2 separate regions of the Mus musculus genome follow, and region 2 is linked to region 1. Evidence: chromatin loops called from intact Hi-C (ENCODE). Cell type or tissue: left cerebral cortex. All regions are shown on one strand.

Region 1 (8,000 bases):
CAAGCCCTCTTCATCCTGTGGTTTTACTTTCTCTGGTTTCAGTAATCCCTGGTTAATCATACTTCAAAAATAGTAAGTGGAAAGCCCCACAGTTAAGTAATTTGTAAGTATTAAACATGACATACTTTGTGTGGCCAGAGTCTCTGCCCTCCTGCTCTATCCACTTGTGACTGAGTCAGTTCCCTGCTCAACAGAGCTACACTTAACCCACTGCCTCCCTCGGAGTCAGCAAATGGCCATTTAGCTGATCATCCTCGGTGACAGCCATGGCGTCTCAGTGCTTTTGTCCAGGTTTGGTCTTTGCTGTGATTTCACGCATGTGCTGAGGGTCTTGCTACCCGTCTCTTAGGCAGCAGGAGACACCTGTGCTTGCAGAGCTGCTCTTGAAGAGTCCTGGCGACATCATCACTGTAGCTTTCTGCTGTTACTTGGCCCTTACTCTGCCTCCTTTGCTGCCACAAAACCTAGCATTAACAACAGGTCTTCCTGGTCTTGACAGGACAGAGCACAATCCCTCTGCCCAGTCATTATCTCCCAATACAAGACTGAGTCCTTAAAAAAAAAAAATGTTATGAGGCAAGGTGTAACTCATGCACCTGAGCTAGCTTTGAGCTTGTTATGTAGTTTGGGATCGTTCCTCTTCAGCCCCCAGTGCTGTTCGAGGTGTATGTCGCTACTCCCGGCTCCTCGGAATGGTCAAAGACTCTGAGCTAGAGGCTCCTACTCCAGTTCTCACTCTGCCCTTCCCACAAAGAAGCAGTGCGGAGATTTACATACTTCTCTGCTGAAATGAAATTATGACATTTCTTCCTTACAAGGGAAAAACATCTGTAGTCAATTTTACTTTCATACACTTGATTTTTTTCCCTCTGAGTTAAGCAATATATTACTGTACATTGTGATGATGAATGTTGGTCCATTAATAAAATGTAGAAAGATGATATTGAATGACTTAGAGGAGGGTTTTTTGTTGTTGTTGTTTTGTTTTGTTTTGTTTTGTTTTGTTTTGATGTGTCATTGCTTGGTCAAGACCTTAACTCCCATCGTAGGCCTAGCTTCGTGCACTGCCTGTAACACTGCATGGTCCATCAGGTGATGACTTAAAATGGAATTTGGTTTGCATGAGATGCAGGAAAACTCCTTGAAAAGCCGTTCCATAGTTTTGACTCAGATAAACCACCTCTTACATAGCTAATTTTTCTTCAGCCTTTGGAACAACATGATGTCTCACAGTTACACGGTATCTATAAATTACCTCGATGTTTTCAAAGTACCTCTATTTGAAAGAAAGAATGTCTTGTTATTTCGGGACAAGAAACTAATGTCTTTGTCTTTGCGCCAGTGAAGATGAGGCATCCTCTAATTCATGCAGAGAGCTGGTTCTTTAAAAGGCAAATCCCTAAATACACATCACATGAAAGGTCTGTTGGAAATTTGAAGTATGCCTCCCACTTTATGGGAACTCCTTTTGGGACTTTTGCCCATAACACTGCAAGTTCAGTGAGACTGGTAGGTTTTGATACAAGCTGTTGAAGAGAAAGGATGGGACCTACACTGTCTTTTAATGTGTGATGGCAACTCTCTGACTAAATTGTCTTTTCTTGAGGCAATCAAAGGCTGATATGAACCCAGTCATGGCCAACACGGCTGAAGCTCCTTAATTGTTGCTTAGATAAGGGGGGGGGCAGTTCAGATATGGGAGGAGATGGGAAAGAAGTACAGAGGGTCAGGAATTTGAAAGTAGATGAGTAGCAGTGGGGGAGGAGAAATGGGGGCAGCCACTAGAAAGTCCCAGATGCCAGGGACTCAAGATGTTCCCAGGACCTAACAGGGAGGACTTTAGCTGAAATACCCAACAAAGGGGAAATAGAAACTGTAGAGGCATTATCTAGTGGATAGGCACGACCCCCAGTTGAGGGATGAGGCCATCCACTCACCTCAAAAATACTAATTCATAATTCCTTCTGTCAAAAGGAAATGCAGGGACAAAGAGTGGAGCAGAAACTGAAGGAAAGGCCATCCAGAGACTGCCTCACCCACCTGCAGATACCAAACCCAGTCGCTATTGTTGATGCCAAGAAGTGGCTTGCTGACAGGAGCCTGGTATAGCTGTCCCCTGAGAGGCTCTGCCAGAGCCTGACCAATACAGAAGCAGAGGCACACAACCAAACACTGGACTGAGTGTGGGGACCCCAATGTAGAAGTTAGGGCAAGGACTGTAGGAACTGAAGGGGTTTGCAACCCATAGGAAGAACAACAATATCAACTAACCAGACCCCCCCCCCGAGATTCCAGGGACTAAACCACCAACAAAAGACAACGCAGGGGGTACCCATGGCTCCAGCTGGATATATAGCAGAGGATTGCCTTATCTGGCATCACTGGGAGGCCCCTTGGTCCTGTAGAGACTCGATGACCAAGCATAGGGGGATGCTAGGGCAGTAAGGTAGGAGTGGGTGGATGGGTGGGGTAGTACCCTCATAGAGGCAGGGGGAAGAGGGGACAGGGGTCTTATAGAGGGGAAACTAGGAAGGGGGTAATATTTCAAATGTAAATAAATAAAATAACCAATAAAAAAGAAAATTCCAAGGAAAAAATAAACTCTAATTAAAATGTAGGGGGAAGAAGACTAAGTCGTAACCCAATTCTCAAAGCCCAACTGTTGTGTTATTTTAAAAATCAAATTTTAAATTTCCACTGAATTGAAAGTTCTCTGACTTCTGAATAGCATTTGCCTTTCCTGTAAGAGCTGATGTTACTAAGATAAAACATCAGCACTAACTCATGCGATGACTGTGATGATGCTGTCATTTCTCAGTTGGGTCTGCCCAGAATAACCCACCTTCTCCTTGAGAGCCTGGGCCTTCGTCAGTCTCTGCCCAGGTGCCCTATATCCTGGTGCTAGGCTGGGCACTGGGGAAGGGCCTATCCCAGAATCAAAAATCTGTACTTCTCAGGAGTGGAGAGATCCAAGAGAAAGGGGGTTAATTATTTGGAGCCTGTATCTACCTGTCCCAGAACCCAGTTCGCCTTAGAGTTTCTGATAATGTAAACTTCAGCCAGAATGAGTTGTTTGCAATAGACAATCCTGATCATAACAATAGCTGTAGGGAATATTTATTTAGTGGTCTCCCTTTACTCTATTTCTATTTTGCTACTAAATTCTTGAACTTGGATGCAAGTCACTCACAGGATCATTTCAAAGGTAACATGCCAAAGCACATTGAAGGTCTCCTGCCCTCTGTAGCACTTACACTTGACCATCAGGGAACTTCACCCTAGAACTATTTAGAGGACTCACATCTTCATTTTCCTTACTATGTCTGCTACTTGGCTTCCCATCTATAAACTCCTTAGCATCTCATAAGAGAGAGGGAAAGTGAAGAGCGGGAGCCAGGCTTCCTTAGGGGCTAAAGATGGATTCTGGAAGATTCCACTACCTGTTGCTTCACATATTATACCAGTATTCCTTCTTTTTCTTATCTTCTTCTTCTTGCTCTTCTTCTCCTCCTCCTTCTCTTCTCCCTTCTTCTGCTCCTCCTCTTCCTCCCTTCTTCCTCTTCCTCCTTTCTCTATTTCCTTCTGTTCTTCCCTTCCCTCCTCCTCCTTTCTTCTTTTCTCCACCTCTTCCTCCTCCTTCCTTCTTCTTCATGTGAGAAAATATTTTTACATAAGAGAGATTCTTTGACCACTAAAATATATTAATTGACCTGCTTTGAGCTGTAAGTGAAAAAAAAAACCCTAAACAAATCTAAACAATAAAAGATTCACATACCAAGAATCCTAAGTAGAAGGAGTTCATGGCTGATTTATTCAGAAACTAGTTGATGTATTTTCTTTCTGTACTGTCTTTTAAGAAAGCATTTTTATTTATGTGGTTGGAGCAAATCCAGGCATCATCTCATAGAAACAGCATCCAGGGAAATAGAGGTATTTCTCCTTGTGTCCCTTTTCATCAATGAAGAAATCCAGTCCTGTAAGTCATGTGTTCAAAGTAAGAACAGGGTGTGCTCTATCAGCTTTGGCCGTCTTCTCCAGCTTGGAGAAATTGCCAGCGCCTCCTCAAAGGATAGTGTGGATGGAGGAATGTGAAGAAGGCTGATGAGGGAAGTGGACAAGAACATTGGCAGAGCTAGGGTCACTGTTGTCTTGTGAAGCTGCACAGAGCTCAGCCCCTTGCTCAGCTGTCACGAAACTCATCGACTGAATAATATGTAAGCAGGGTGTCAGTTACCTCCACCAGAGCATTGGAGGGGTGTCATCTGCACCTTCCTCCTTTTTGTCTTTGGAGAAAAGCAAGATAAGACTTAGCTTTGCAGACTTGAGCGGAAAAGAAACCAAAAGAAGGTGGAGACAGGAAAGGAGCCACCCACACAGGTATGAGCAGTGGAAGAGAGCAGGGGACAGACAACAGAGCACAGGAATGGGGAAAGGAATGCATAAAGGAGTTGTCACACTCTGGCTGGGGAGGGGGGGGGTGAACCAAGGCAACAGAGCTGGCTGTCCTCCATAGGGGCTGGCCCACCAAACATGGTTGGCCTCACAGCTGCAGAACAACCCTTATATTTGCTTACAGCTATTTTTGGTTTGTAGTTAGAAATATAGGGAATCACAGATAAAACCTGTCCTTGGGATGGTGCCCTGTGACTGTTCAGGATTAATCACAGCAAGTGGAGTCAACCCATGAGAACCGATGGATCCTGGTCATCAGATGACAAGAGGGCGCTGGCCTTTACAAGTGAGTAAAATGTGTGGCGTCAGCATAGTGAAAGGAAGATGACAACCCATTTTTCCAAGTTACAGCGTGGCTTAGAAAGGTTTGTTTCCTAAATTTAGGACTTACACATTTGAAGTGCTGAGATCTGGGAATTTGGGGATACTAATATAGCAGATACAATTTATAAACATATTTCACTATTAATATAAATGTGTATCTACTCAAAGTCATTAGCTACAGACATGGCAGAAATTACCGCAATCAGTGGAGAAGATAGAAAGCCATAGAGAATTCTAATCAGGTTACAAAAATAAAATCTCAATAAGGAGGCAAATGAGAAGACTTGACCTTCTAACTTGGACTTGAGCATGCCCTGCATTTACCCTGGCCTCTCCCTGTAAGAATATGTAACATTAGGACTGAGACAAACAGCTGCCATTATTAACCACCGATGAGGCTAACGCCTGGGTTTTCACAATGATTAAAAGTGTGCCCATGTCACAGAATCTAAGATTTCTTTTTGCAAAGGTCTATATGTATTGTGAGCAGAAAGAATATAAAAGTTTTATGTTGCTCTGAACCGACTATAGTCACTGAAATCTTTCCTAGAGGTGGCGATTGCTTATCGATTACAAGGCAATTAACAAGGGCTGGGGGATGGGTTGAGTTTCCCTGACATTGTTTGTCCTGGGAACTGAGCTATGTCAGAATCAGCATGCAGAGCCTTTCTGAAGACAAGCCTAGTATCACATGGAACATGAGCCACATCCATCTGAGATTCTGAATCAAGAGGTGGCAGATGAGCTTTCTACTTCCAAATGACAGACCTGTGGAATCAGCTCTGCCAGGAGGCATTCACAGGCAGCCATGTTCTCAGCTCGGTCCTTTCACTGTCCCTGAATAGGGTGCTTAATGCAGCAGTCCCATCAAAGGACTGTCATGTAAAAAATCATGTGCTAAACACCCCGGCCCTGTGGATGAAGTCACGGCTCCCCCGAAGAGTCTGGAGTCATGGTAAATAATAAAGGACTGAGATGCCAGGAAGATGGGCACATATGGAAATTTTAAAAGAAGAGGCTTGAACTAATATATTTTAGATTTTTGAGAATTAAAGTGCCAGTTAAAGCACAGAAATAGTATGCTCTATGTCCAAATGATTTTGGCAATTATTCCTTCATTCTTCTTGGATCAAGATGATTTTTTAAATGCACTCTTTTAAACGTCAAAGTGCTATTGGATAGACTTTAGATTGCTCATTTCTCCACATAACCTTGTCTGTGCTCAATTCATCAATTACTGGCATTGATGCTTTTATAATGCAAATTTGAATATCTTAATCGACTCATCTAAAATGGTAGTTTAACTTACAGTGGAAAACAAAAATGTTGAGTTTATGTTCTATGAGAAAAGTAAAAGACAATGAAAAACAAGATGCTGAGTTTTGAAGTTGGTGATAACCAGGAAATAATTATTGCACAATGACAATGCTAACAATATATATAACTAATAATTAACCAATCCTGCCACAGGCACTATCTGATTCATGCAATCCTATAACACAGGCAATAGCACATGTTTGTGTGTGTGTGTGGGGGGGGGGTCATGTGTGCAGATGCTCATGTACAAAGGACACAGAACAACTTCAGGTGTCAGTCCTCTGGCTCCTTCTCCCTTTTGTTAGAGCCAGGCTCTCTCATTGGCTTGGAGCTTCACCAAATAGACTAGGCTACATGGCCACTAAGCTTCCAGGGATCAATCTATCATGTCTCCACACCCACCATGGAATTACAGTCTCCCACTGCCAGGCCTAGATTTTCACAGGAGTTCTGGGAATCCAGACTTACATTCATAAAGCCATCATCTTATCCACTGAGCTATCTCCCCAGTCTATATGGGTACTAGCATTAACCTCTCTTTATGGAGGAGAAACTGAGGCTAATTTGCCCAAAGCCACACAGGTGCACATTAGTAAAATGTGGATTTGAAGTGAAGCTGTTTCCTCTGTATATGAATCAATGTCTTTGCTGAAAATAGTGAAAATATATATGAGTATTATGTATGTATGTATATCTATATATATCTATATATATATATATAGATATATATATATATATATATATATATATATATGAAGTATGCCCAGGGAAGCACGACTAGAAGTAAAAGAATACCAAAGGGAATTAATCCTTGGGTTTAATTGCAAACTCAAGACTTACCCTCATTTTAAAGAGGAAACTCTGTAGAAACAAAAAACAAACAAAAAGTAAATGTCTTTCATCTTTATGAATCAAATTGTTTCCCCTAACAAATCCTCAAATACACATCTTAGACAAAGAGAACCAGGAACGGAAAAAGTAGACTTAAGTAAGACCTGCCCCTTGCAGAAACATTAAGTAATCAGGCCCCAAAAGGCAGGTGTCAAAGCAAGCAACAAGAGAATCCTGAGTCAGTTACAGTACCTGATGCTCATACAGTACCAGGTATGAGAGAGGTAGGCAGGAGGTCTCTCCAGTCTGGAACAAGGCCAGATCTGGGGAAAGATGTTGATATTTTCTTGAACAACAAAGAAACAAACTAGCAAGCAATTGCACTGAATCTGTTATGATGAGTGAGAGATAAGCTTGCTGCCATCTGTAGGAAGCAACAAACCGCGAAGCTTGACAAAGCTGATTTTAAAAATACAACTTGTAAAACTTAAAACAAAAGTAACTAAAACTGAACAAGAATCAATGCATGAGTCTGATACCAGATTAAGCTGAAAAGTGAATTAATGATAATATAAAATAAGGGTTGGGAGAAAGTAGAGGATTATATGGGAACACACTGGGCTGAAAAATACAAAGGAAAAATGATTCTAAGAAGTGTTAAAAGGCAATCCCAAACTACCAATGAGTACCAAGAAATCTGCTTCTAGACAAATCAGAGCAAAACATCAGAATACACACACACACACACACACACATATATATATATATAAAACCTTGAGGGCCAGGCACCTATAATTCCAGCCCTTGGAAAGCTGAGGCAGGATTATGAGTTCAAGGCGCTGCGCCTACATAGTAACAATCTTTAAAGTGAAGCAAGGAAGAAGAGAAATCCTTAAAAGTCCACCGGGGGAACAGCCAAATTATCTTCAAAGACATAGCACCCTTCCTGCCAACTCCAGGCTGTTAGTGAGCAGCTGATCCACAGGGGGCTGCAGGCAGGAGTGCGCAGCCCTGTACTCCGTGATAAGAAAATTTCATTCTAGTGAATCAACGCCATTAAAAAATTGTAAGCCGAG
Region 2 (8,000 bases), 200 kb after region 1:
TTGGCCAGGATAGTCAAGCATTCTGGAGGTAGGCGAACTGTGTTAGAACAGGCAGGCAGCCAGTTCTTACTTAGTGAGGCTATCAACAAAGCCATGACCCAAAATAAAACTTTTGTTCATAAACTTTCTTTTATTGGTAAAGACCTGAGACTTCATAGCAGGAAAGATTGACTTATGCCTGGCCTGGTTTGTAGACAGGGCAACTGGGCAAAGAGAGAGTTGGAGCCCCCAGTTCTTAGGAATGAAGCCCAGGCTTCCAGTGCTCCGACAGGAAGTCACCACCTTCTAATGGGAAGTAGAGTCTAATGTTATATGCTTCTTGAAAATGCTTCATATTCTGGGGTGACAAGTAAAGTTCTCAAAGTTGTATCTACAGTAATAAATTTAAACAAATTTCATATTTCCATTATTAACCTTCTAGTAAAAAGATTACCTGCACTAATAATTCACTTAAAACATACAACTGTTTTTACAATTACTTTTATATGCATTTCATAACTGGAGAGTACAGCCGGCATTGTTGCAAAACTTATCTCACAAATTAATTTCACATTATAAAAATAAATTGCAGTGTGAAAAGTAGCTTTAGATATACTGTCACTGTGAGTGAGCTAATTTTTACAAATATTTATTCATAGTGTTTTTAAAGAATGGCAGATACAACAAACATTCTTTTACTAATATTCTGTTTGTGTTCAAGCTGAGTGTAGGTATTATTTTTCCATAACAAAGTGAATTTGGGAAATTCATTAAAAATGCAGTTCATGGGTAAACCAGCTTTCTGATACTTCTGTGAAATGATTATTGTGTTATAAAAGGAGATGCAGATCACAGATTACCAACTACTTGGTAACAAATATTGTTCAAGTATTACTCACTGTTGCTAAAGAAATATATAAAATGAGACAAATTTATACTCAAAATTAGCTGAAGACTAACTAATAGAATCCTTTTCCTTGGGGTGAAAAAATGCAGGATTCTCACATCTTAAGCCCAGACAATACATTGGTATGTGGCCTAAAGACCACAGGAACAAACTCACTGCCGCTCTGGTTATCTGTACAATACCTGGATAAGAACATTCCTATCTTCATTCCATCCTGGATTCTTCCCTGGGGAGACATAAACTATATCTATCCCTTCTTCATTTGTTCCCAAGGACAAACCAAAGAACAATTGCACCAAAGTTTGCCCCAGGTAACCAACTGTTTGTTATAGAGCCCACTCGCCTATAATATGGGGGAAGGGTTGCCTGCCAGAGCGTAGGTGACCCCCCAAAGCAGCTCCACTGGAAAGTCTTTAATCAGCACTAATGCCGGTTTCCCTCACAGGTGCCCCTCTTCCCCAGCCTCCCCTAGTGTATGTACTCTTGTATCTACCAAGACTCTGAAGTCATGCATAATTTGGGAAGGGTTGCTGACAAATGCCTCCGAGGAGCTGTGGACTCTCAGGTAAACAGCCAATATAACTCTGCTAACCCCTCTTCCTATGAGGGAATGTCAGTGGTCAGCGAACCTGATGGCAATGGATACTATGCAAGCAGGGACAGCTAGGGCCAAGGTCTACAGCTACAAGGAGGGGCCCATGAAACCCCATGCCTCTCAGAGGGACTAGAAGTTATAGATCATGGGAAAGGGGATGCCATTCTTCAGTGATGTCACCATTGACAAGTTGCCTGTGCTCCGGTAGAGAACCTCATAGCCATTCTTGTACTGGCAACTCAGTGGGTCACACACAGAAAAAAAGACAGGAAAGTAGGAGGGGAAGAAGAGGTCAGGTGGGTTAGGGAGGGAGGTAGGGAAGGGGAATGGACGAAACTGATTAAAATTTGTTATATAGACTATGAAACAAAAGTCAGGCATGGTGGCGCACGCCTCCTGATCCCAGCTCTGGGGAAGCAGAGGCAGGCAGATCTCTGTGAGTTCAAGGTCAGCCTGGTTAAAAAAGAGACAAAGCTTAATAGAAGCGGAATATTTGTGATGAGCGTTTATATAAACATACGTTACAAGTTTTTAAGTCGTTGTTGTCGGCTGTTTTCAAATCAAGTCGACCTGGCTCTCAGGAAATAATCTGTGGTCTGTTGGTTTGAAAAACCAGTCTGCACAATAGAAACATAAATCTCCTTTTACCTGAGAAATAGAAATTCCAAGACTTTGGAAACGAGTTTGGAGGTTGAACAGTAGGGAGACTGGAGACCCCGTTATTATTACTCTGTGAGTTCAAGGACAGCCTGGGCTACACAAAGAAACCCTGTTTAAAAATAAATAAATAAATAAATAAATAAATAAATAAAATTATACACATATATGTGTGTATATGTATATATATATGTGTGTGTATATATATATATACATACACACACACACACACACACACACACACACACATATATATATATATATGAAACAAAGAATGAAAAAGGGAGAAAAATAAAAGGCAGAAAACAAACCATCATACAACCTCAAACAAACAACAAAACACCAGCAAGCAATACTGCTCACCACAGCCTCACTAACATGGCTGCCTTTCTCACACCCTTTCCAAGTAGGAAGTGCTTTGGGCTTGCTCAAGGAACTTGGAGAGGTCTGTGTCAACAACTGGGAGCCTCTGGGGGCAGAGTCCTTTCAGTTTCAAAGAGACTCTAATACCTCAGCAGCTGGTTCAGGCTGGTGCCCAGGTTTTCTATAAGACAAAACACAGGAGAGAGACTTTTCACCACAGAAGAAAGAGTTAAAAGAAAGGCAGGGCCTGCCCCTGTGGCCTTGATGATTTCCTCTGGGGAACTGCCCTGCTGTGCTCAGTCGTGCTTCCTGGTTTGCAGTGAAGTGGCTGGTTAGAAACAGTTCCTTACATGGAATAACTAGCTAAAGGCAAAGGGAATAATGTCTGGACTGCTGGAGATTGCAGAAGTCTCTGATGTGGGTCAAGGTCCTTCCAAGAGCAAATTGCTCTCCAGGAAAAAAAGGCACTTTGGATTTTGAACCATGCCTATCATTATAGCAGCTGGGGACAATTCACCCGGATAATCTCCCTCTTCCACCACCCCTGGTTTTGGCAGAAAGAACGTAAGCCCTTTGAGTCTTGGAACTAGAGGATGTGGAGATAATTGTGTGTATGTCCCTAATTTAGGGGGACAGAGACACAAAGAAGCTACCACCATGGCCAGAGTTCAGGACTTGTGCCAGCAAAGACTGTCCAGAATGCTGGCCCCTTACATATGGTAGAGCTGAGATCCAAACACTCACAGAGACCACAATGTGCGAGGCAAAGATTTTAACTGGGCCAGGTCACCTGCTCTCTTAGGCATCAGGACTCAGCAAATGACCCCCAGCGGCCGCAGGGAGAACCTTCTATAGCTCTTTCATGACCTTTGCAAGTAAACAAAGCTTAATAGAAGCGGAATATTTGTGATGAGCGTTTATATAAACACACGTTACAAGTTTTTAAGTCGTTGTTGTCGGCTGTTTTCAAATCAAGTCGACCTGGCTCTCAGGAAACAATCTGTGGTCTGTTGGTTTGAAAAACCAGTCTGCACAATAGAAACATAAATCTCCTTTTACCTGAGAAATAGAAATTCCAAGACTTTGGAAACGAGTTTGGAGGTTGAACAATAGGGAGACTGGAGATCCCGTTATTATTTAACCCATATTAAAGTCAATAGTGAAGGCAGAAATGGGGGAGTCTGCTTCTAACATTAAGCTTTTACCCACTTTTTCCACAGCACCTGAGAATCCAAGGGAATTCCGCAGGGGCGGGAGGGGGCTGGGGGAAGGGGTGTCACTTGGTAAATAACCAAGGTGTCAGCAAACAAAGCTGACGTCTGGCTGGTTTCCTCCTGCAGAAACCCTTCCAGCCGGCAAATACAGGAGAAAAAGAGGGAAACGGGTGAGGTACAGCGGTGTTGGGCACTGAGTTATGAGAGGTGGCTGTGGTACAGCTTGGGTGGGCGGAGAAATTCTTGATGTATCGTGAAGTTCCGAGCCCGTAGCTCAGCCCTACAACCCACAGAGTGATTGATTATAAAGAGCACAGACGGCGGCGGCGCCGGAGGAGAAGGAACAAGCACTTCTTTTGGGTATGGCAAAGTTTCTGTTTCATTATTGAGTGTAATCCGACCAACAGATTTCAGATGGGGCGAAACCTACAAGGGCGTATTGGTAGTCAAGTACTTTTAGGTTTATCAGTACCCTGAACATTTTCTTTTTACATGCTCTCTGGGTCATAAAGAAAAGAATAGGACAGTCTCTTCGCTGTTGAATTTATCACCCATGGCTTCTGACCTTGTAGGAAAAGGGCTAGAGTCCATTTACACCTCTGAAACTGGACATCTTGTTTAGGGGTTGCGATTTATTCCTCTAATGGCAGCACGTTCGTTAGATCAGAGTGTGCATAAATACAATTAAACTGTACCTGTTGAGATCTCCAGAGGAAAAGATCCCGACGAGCTGTGCGTATATTTTCTTTGCTTGCTTTACACATTATTCTGCTTAGTTACAATTCAACTACTGGATGTCTTTAAACTATTTTAGCATCATCTGACAGATAAGAAAAGTGATGGTTTCTGCAAAGTACTCTCAGAAATGCCAAATTTTAAGATGATATAATGTGGTTTTGTCCAAAATAGGACAAAAGCAAGCCTTGGGGACTGGTTGGATTGCAAGGCCAACAGTGCCACCAGGGCTACAGGCTCTGTCTGTTTGCTTTGCCATGCGTTATCCAGTGAGTTTACCCTGGGGCTGTTTCTGGAGGATGCAGGCTGACTGCCAGCAGAAACTTGGATGCCATTCTCATTTGCTTATATATGGAGAAAGAGGAGAGAAAGAAAAAAAGAACAGGAAGGGAGAGAAGAAAGGAGAGAGGGTGGAACGGAAGGGGAGAGGAATAGAGAGGGAAAAAGAGAGACAGAGAGAAAATCCTTAAGTGTGTATTGTAGGATCACATTAACCTTCAGGGCAGAAACTCTCTTGGGCTTCCTAAGTCTTTTCTCTCTTCCCTCCTGTGGAGATCATCTGGACCACCTGCTGTGGAGGAAACCTCCCTGCCCCTGGCTTCTTGAGGTATCTTGGGAAGTGGCAGATAACTGGCCCCTACCTCTTGCAGAAGGAGTCAACTCCTCCAGCACTTTGGTGGCCCTCCCAACCCAATGACAGCGAGCTCTGTAGTACTGATCAGTCCTTTGTGCCTCCAGCCCGGGCCGTGATTCTGTGGTATCTAGACTTCACTGTTTTGCATCTCTCCCCACTCAACAGCCTGTATGCCTACAGATGATGAAGCACTGTTCAGCTTTCGGGAAGGCTTACTCATATATTTCCATTAGATTAAGTCAATGTAGGCCACAGGCTCTCTTGTGGACCAAAAATAAGAAATCATTCTATTCTCCGAGTGCATTTTTAGACCATTCAGGACCCACTTCTCAGTTTTATCCATGCCATAAGGGAAGAGGGAGACTCCTGAATCAAGTCGGAATTCTGATTAAGAACACTGGGTCTCAGTGGTAACTGAAAGTGTCCAGGAGACCCAGCTGGCAGGGTAGAGTGCCCAAGTTAACAGCACTTGAAATACCAGGGCAGCTCACAGCACTGTGTCGCATAGAAAAGGATAGAGTGTTGGGGGCCAGGGCTGGGATCCAAGTCTGGCTGTCTCAGTGTTCACTGTGGATGTGTGAACAACAGCTTGGAGCACCAGATGTGAGCGCTCAGGCTGCGGCTGAAGGAGTAGCCAGATCTGACAAGCTACTGACTCACCAAGGAGGCCTTGGGTTATAAACGAAGGGCCCTTTCCCTTCACTTTCTTTTCGTCTTTGGGTAGCCCATTTTAGCCTTAGCCATACTTTACCTGTGCTTAAGCTCACGCAGCTCCCAGCATCATCAGTTCCTATAGAGTCTGTAGACCTTGTTGGTGTCAGCAGCCTCACCACTGTTAAATAAAACTGGGTTGAGCAAAGATTTGCTGCTCAATAATGCTAAGATTCTTTCTTTTGCTCCATGACAGTATCAATCCAAGTCTCAGGTTAACCACAGTCATATTGACTCCAATATTCCTGGCTAACTTACCAGAAGACTCTAATGTAAACAAATCCTGCTTGGTCACGATTGCACTCTGCCACTTAATGTGTGTCTTCAGTAATGGATGGATTTGATACATCATCTGTTGTGTTTAAGGCATTCCATGCCAAGAAGAGAATCTCAACTGTTTTTTGCAGAAGTTTTCTATGTGATAAATTCTGGGATCATCCTACAGCCCTGGTGTCTTAGTTAGGGTTTTACTGCTGTGAACAGACACCATGACCAAGGCAAGTCTTATAAAAAAACAACAATTAAATGGGGCTGGCTTACAGATTCAGAGGTTCAGTCCATTACCATCAAAGTGGGTGGGAGCATGGCAGCATCCAGGCAGGCATGGTTCAGGAGGAGCTAAGAATTCTCTGTCTTTATCCAAAGGCTGCTAGTGGAAGACTGACTTCCAGGCAACTAGGGTGAGGATCTTATGCCCACACCCACAGTGACACACCTACTCCAATCAGGTCACACCTATTCCAACAAGGCCACACCTCCAAATGGTGCCACTCCCTGTCCCAAGAATATACAAACCATCACACCTGGGCTGCCTAATTTTCTGTCAACCTGAGTCATCTGGGAAGAGGAAACCTCAGTTGGAAAGATGTCTTCATAAGGTGGGGCTATAGGCAGGCAAGCCTGTAGGACATTTTGTTAATTAGTGGTTGATATGGGAAGGCCCTGTCTACTGTGAGTGGTGCCATCCCTAGGCTGGTGGCTTTGGGTTCTATAAGAAAGCAGGTTGAGTAAGTCATGATGAGCAAGCCAATAAGAAGCACCCCTCCATTGTCTCTACATCAGCTCCTGGCCTCTAGGTTTCTACCCTACATGAGTTCCTGTCCTGACTTCTTTCAATGATGGATTATGACGTGAAATATAAGTCAAATAAACTCCTTCCTCAGTAACTTGATTTTGGTTGGTTTGTTTGTTTTTATCATAGCAGTAGTAATCCTAAGACCCTTACAGAATCTCTTCCCAGGTATCCCTGCTTCTTTCCTGTCTTCCCTTCTCTCTTCCTCCTCATTGACATCCCTAGATGGTTATATGAGACCATCATAAGTAACTCATCACAGATGTCTTGTCTCCTGAAGAGTATCTCATTGTAAAAGCATTGCATAACCATCTCAGCTATTCCCATGGGATGGAGTGGAGAAGAGAAGGTATGAACTGTGGATATTGTTGTTGGGTTGATGTGACAGCTGTTGGCTAGTTAACTTTATACAACATCTTCAAGTAGAATGACTCACCTTTCTGCCCTCCCACAGATGAGGATAGCCTCACAGCTTTTCCAATCCTCATCTGACGTTTAATAAGCATGAATAAGGACAGTTTCAAGAGACTGTGTTTCAAGATTCCAGTTTGAATCACTTAAAAATGGACATGGAGCTATATTGGTGAATGAACCAGAGGCAAGGAAAATGTGTGCATCACAGTGTTGTGGGCAGTATGGCTAGAGGACGTATGAGATATTATTGGCCATGATGACCGGGGCTGCTTTCAGCCTTTACTGACTTGGACAGCATGTCCTGGGGCCTGGAGACATCCACAGAGTGTGGATTCCATCCCAGAACGTAATGAAGAGCTTTAAAAGCTACTTTAACTAATCAGAGCTATCTACAACTAACTCAGTTCTCATGGCCCACAGCACCTAGGAAAATGTGCAGAAGAATCCAGTCCTGTCCATCACGATCACACCACCTCTCAAGATCAGAGCGTGGAACAGAATGCTTCTTTTGTTTCTCTTGTTCATTTCAGACCAAACTGAGCCAGCTTTATACAGGTTCTGGAAGCTTCCTGCTCCTTCGCCCCTGCCCCCTGCCTTCTCCCCCCACCCCACCCCACCCCCGCCCCACTCCCCACTACAAAGCTGCCTCCATCCTGTAGCAGCCCCAACAGGTAAGCTTAGGGACTAAAATATGTCCACATTCTATTCTGGTTCCCTTC

What was found. A loop is a pair of places that touch in the nucleus more often than their neighbours do. Peaks named below come from ENCODE experiments on the same cell type or tissue, not always from the same donor. Only the 100,000 strongest peaks of a DNase experiment are listed, where the experiment ranks them.
Region 2: a loop joins it to region 1, with 2.5 times the contacts of the local background. A loop is called at or near these places in 2 of 42 quality-filtered maps.

The regions. Positions count from the first base shown.
Region 1 is chr3:36,726,668-36,734,667 of GRCm38, reverse strand. No RefSeq gene overlaps it. Among named protein-coding and RNA genes, the nearest start is that of Trpc3, 41 kb to the right of the region's middle. In left cerebral cortex, no CTCF peak of the experiment used is centred here; DNase peaks (open chromatin) are centred at 1,400 and 4,337.
Region 2 is chr3:36,528,187-36,536,186 of GRCm38, reverse strand. No RefSeq gene overlaps it. Among named protein-coding and RNA genes, the nearest start is that of Smim43, 11 kb to the right of the region's middle. In left cerebral cortex, a CTCF peak has its summit at 4,696; DNase peaks (open chromatin) are centred at 3,996, 4,756, 5,631 and 6,089; H3K4me3 peaks cover 842 bases; H3K27ac peaks cover 2,487 bases.